Regions from separate parts of the Homo sapiens genome. Here region 2 is linked to region 1. Evidence: chromatin loops called from intact Hi-C (ENCODE). Cell type or tissue: MCF 10A. All regions are shown on one strand.

What was found. A loop is a pair of places that touch in the nucleus more often than their neighbours do. Peaks named below come from ENCODE experiments on the same cell type or tissue, not always from the same donor. Only the 100,000 strongest peaks of a DNase experiment are listed, where the experiment ranks them.
Region 2: it touches region 1 in a loop (3-fold over the local background); 28 of 110 quality-filtered maps call a loop at or near these places.

The regions. Positions count from the first base shown.
Region 1 is chr13:47,424,961-47,427,460 of GRCh38, forward strand. No RefSeq gene overlaps it. Among named protein-coding and RNA genes, the nearest start is that of LINC00562, 510 kb to the right of the region's middle. In MCF 10A, no CTCF peak of the experiment used is centred here; a DNase peak (open chromatin) is centred at 1,361.
Region 2 is chr13:47,597,202-47,599,701 of GRCh38, forward strand. No RefSeq gene overlaps it. Among named protein-coding and RNA genes, the nearest start is that of LINC00562, 330 kb to the right of the region's middle. In MCF 10A, a CTCF peak has its summit at 1,299 (motif pointing left); no DNase peak of the experiment used is centred here.

The sequences.
Region 1 (2,500 bases):
TTCTTTACACTGGGACCTGAAAAGTTACTTTTATTATTATATATTATACCATCATTATTATTATTTCTAAAATAATAATATGACATTACATTACTAGCTTGAGTCTCATCACTTCCAAATGTGATCTTGTGCTGGCTTTCATGGAGGAATTCTAGAAGAGTAGCTTGTCAAAGGAGCAAATTTCTAGTATTCCCAAAACTGAGTGATGCAATTATTATTTTCCACCTGCTAACTTCCCAGAATATCAACATTTCTTAGCATTGAGCTTACTCTGGGCCATTTCCTACAGATGTAAACTTTTCTCAAAAAAGCCCTTATAAAAATATAATTATACAAGTTCATCGAACACTGTGGAGAAAGAAAGAGGTGGGTTTGACACCCAGACATAGCCTATGAGACACAATGGAATGAAAACATTTATTCAATTTTTAAATTTTTAAAAATCTAGTAAAGATGATTTTTAAATGTAAAGGAATAAAACAAAGAAATAATTCCTGGGAGATAAGTAAAGCAAGTGAAAAGAACACCAAACTATAGATCAAGGATCAAAGGTTTAAGTCCCACTTGAATATATGACTCCTATTATTTTTCAAAACACATTTATTGAAGTTTAATTCATAAACAATAAAACTCACCTTTTAATGTACAATTCTATGAGTTTTGACAATGCAATCACCACCATAATTAAAATACGGAACATTTCCATCGTACCAAAAACTTCTTTCATGCCTCTTTATAGTCAAACCTTCCTTTGGGTTGACTATAAACAATTCACAATTTCTAGTTTTTTGTGATCCAATCCTCCTTGTAGTTTTGTTGAGCTAATATCAGCTGCTTTGTCTTCTCTGTGTTTCAGTTGGCCCCTTCCCCGCCAACCACTGAAGAATAAGACACTGTCGTTTCCAGTGCAACAGCTTTGAGTCCAACATCTATATAAGTTACTCTTTTCGCTGAAATTCAGTGTCACTTTACAGTCTATAAATTGATTGTATTTTTGTGTCTTATCTGAGAAATTACTTGTGAACCCAAGATCACAAACATTTACTATGTAGTCATCTAGAAATTTTAGGCTTTATATTTAGATCCATTCTGAGGAGTTAGTTTTTGTACATGCATCTATATCCAAGATTGTTTGCATGAGGTATAAATTATGGGTCTTTTTTGCATGTGGATATTCAGTTATGTGTACATTATTTTTGGAAAAGACTATGCTAACATATTGTCATTTGACACTGGCAGTTACCTGGGACCTCAGCTGGTGTTGTCTACCATACCAGTGGTATGTGGGCTCTTCATTTGTTCTGGGCTTCCTTCCAACAAGCTTGTGACAATGTAGTCAGACTACTTATGCAACAGCTTAGGGCTCCAAGAGCGAGTGCTCCAGCCAAGAAGGCAAAAGCTGCATCACCATTTATGCCTTAGTCATAGCATCACTTCTGCTATACTCTATTGGCTCATGTGGCTACAAGCCCACCCAGATTCAAAAGAATGAATAAGAGGACAGAGGAGGCCACACTGAAGAAAAGCATGCAGAAGATTAATATTATTGGGGACTTCTTTAGAAAATACAATCTGCTACATCGAGCCCTTTTAATTTTATTATGCTTAATCCGAGAAAGTCACTGGAAGTTGTCCTACTTCCAAAGTCTTACAAAAGTGGCTTTTTGGATTCCTGGACAACATGAACTTCCATGAGGCAATATTAGCCTTGGGGGAAAAAATAGACTTATTGACTTGACTGAATCCTGGCAGGAGGACAAGATAGCTCAGAAAAAGTACACCTTAATTCTATTTTCCTTTGGGTGCCTGTATATGGTCACAGAATTTTACATTCCCCTGAGGTATTAGAGATGTGAAGACTGAGAAAGGAATAGGAGAGGAATACCTTAGAGATGCCACTATTTTTCTGTTGGCACCCCTCCCCCAATATCCCATGGCTGAGAAAAGGGATATGACCCTGAGGGTTTGGGTCCTGGTCTTTTCCTTCACATGAATATGTAGCTTGGACACAGGACTATAAACCTGGATCTGTCATCTCTCACTGTTCAGAAGAGCAGACAGTACAATGAGATACATGCACTTTAAAAATGGCTGTCTTCTTCCACATAGGTTAAACCCATATTCTTTTACTTTTTTTTTTTTTTTAGAAAAAGGAAAACTAATAGGATAATCAAATATCCGAGTAGAGACTGTCAAAGCTTACTAAGAAAGAAAGAGTAATATAAATTAGCCTTGGGATTGTCCATAAAAAACAATTCAGTGGAACATATACAATGTCCTTTTTACGGTTTAATCTTTACAGACACACATATTCTTCACTTATGTACTTCTCATAACACAGCCATTTGCTGATATTTGTATTTAATCAAGACTTTCTTCCTAACCTCTGTTATTGGCTACATCTTTGGGGATCACTTTATGGAATGTGGGCAGTCATCATTAGGTATGGTATCCAGGCTCTCGGAGGGCTATTTCTTGCCCTTTTATACCAGTTCACATA
Region 2 (2,500 bases), 170 kb after region 1:
GAGAAGGTCACAGTCTGATCTTCAAATCCTCCACCCACACCAGTGCTTGTGGAGAAACCCATTGTCAACATATGCTAGTTACCATGAAGAATTCCCTCATTTCTATCCATTGCACTCCTTCAGTTTCCCAGTGCTCTCTTCTCATGTCTACGCCTAGCTGAGGCACAGAAATGTGCATCACACGGTCAATCATTCCATCTTCCCAGACATACTCAATAGCCATAATCCATGTGGGTTTTGCCACCTCCAGAGGACTCTCTAACCCTAGAAGCCAAGTCCAGATATCCTCTACTCTTGGGTTCCCCAAATATATGTTAAGATTTATCATTCCCTACACAGTCTGTATAGGAATCAAGATGCACAGGAAAGTTGAAGGATGATAGGGCTCTTCTAGCCTGTCTGCTAAAAACTGTATAGACGAAAACAATTGTTTAATATTTTAAAAATATTGAGTCACATTGCCATTTGCTGTTTGACAACTTAGTTATCCCTTCACTTTTATCTACTCAAACTTCTACTCTAGCACACCGTGGCATCATTCAGCTGTCACTTGGCATTAACATTCATATTCATATACAATCTGCCTATTTTTCTCACGAACACATAGCAAACTCGGGCACTGAAATCAAGTGGAAATATTCTACCATATTTCCATAAAAATAATGCAGACATATAAATAATCTAGAATATTCATTTGTTGAAGAGGAGGGATGGCGTGAGTTTGGATTCCAAATGAAAATATATTATCTGAAAAATTTTATAAAGAACTCTCAGGGGTCTAAGAATACATGTTTTAGTCTCAGGAGGCTGGGAACTCCACTTTGAAAAAACATAGAATTACAACAACCTTCTCTTTTTTCAACCCACTTTCATGAAAAGAGATAAGTTCAAGACTGGTAAGTGGTTTTTAGTTTGATTATCTTTTAGTTTTACTTTCAGATGACATTTTGTGGACATATATTACATCATCAGTGAGACACTTCCAGTTATCCCTGCCATATGTCTTACTTCAGGGAAAGACCATTCTTAGTTTCTGCAAACCTACCCAGTGTTATTGCCTGTTTCCTGACCTCTGCCTGGAAAGCATAGTGTTTGATCCTTTTCTCCATGCAGTGCAAATTCTTATTAATTTTAGCATTTTACTTTTTTCTGCTATTATTCCTCAGTTTTTGTCAAACTCATTTTTACCTTCTGTCCATAAATTGCATTTGTTTAGCCCAGGTTTCTCTTCTCCACAATTAGAAATTTTGGTTAAAGAGTCTGGGAATCATATGGCCAATATGCACAAAGGTGAACTTGTGATTAACGCCCTCTGGTGTATAAAAGGGAAAATATATAACATTAATTAAAGCTTTGAGAAAACTTCAGAAAACTTTGCTAAGTGTCTTTAATCTAATTCTGCCATTTAATTAATGAAAATCTATTGCCCTAGGTGCTGATATGGTATGTAAGATAATCAAGGAGTAAAACAATGTTTGCTGTTTATCTTATCTGTGTACTGCAAGCACTGGAATCTTGGCAAGTTATTTGTTGGATTCTGGTCTTTCAGATATCCTTTGATAACAATGCCAAAAGGTAGGTACTTTTTAACTTGAGTGTTCTTAAAGATAACAGAAAAACTTAGTTTCGGATTACTTCCCTCCTACCCTTGGTACATCTTTAAGCACCAAGTATATGTTTAATAAGTATTTCTACATATTAAGGCAGTGAACTGCCAAATATTGAAAAAGGCACTCCTGGCTTTCAAGGAGTTCATAGTATAATAAACTAGTAGGCAATGCAAAAGTTATTTATTCATTAATTTACTAAATACACATACTCTTACACACAAACATACATGCACTCGCGCACTGATATGGTTTGGATCTGTGTTCCCGCACAAATCTCATGTCAAATTTAATATCTGATGTTAGAGGTAGGACCTAGGGGTAGCTGAGTAGATCATGGGTGCAGTTTCTAATGGTTTAGCACTACCCTCCTTGGTGCTGTCATTGCAATAGTGAGATCTGGCTGTTTGGAAGTGTTAGCACCTACTCCCTCTATCTCTTGCTCCTACTCTGTCTATGTAAGATGTGCCTGTTTCCCCTTGGCCTTCCATCACGATTTTAAGTTTCCTGAGAACTCCCAAGAAGCTGTGCAGATGCCAGCATCATGTTTCATATACAGCCGGCAGAACCTTGAGCGAATTAAACCCTTTTTCTTTATACATTACCCAATCTCGGGCATTTCTTTATAACAATGCAAGAATGGACTAATACACGCACACAGCATTTACAATATGTTAGTCAGTATTCTAAACCCTTTAAAAATAATTTAAGTCTCATAACAATCCTATATGGTAATTACTATTATCTCCATCTTGGTGAAGTGGTTTATTCAAGGTCATACCATTATTAGTGGAGGAGTTGGATTTGAACCCAGAGAATCTAGCTCCAGAACACTTGCCACATACGCTGCCTCCAATGTTTCCCCGAAGTGTATTTTTACAAAAAGTGTTCAA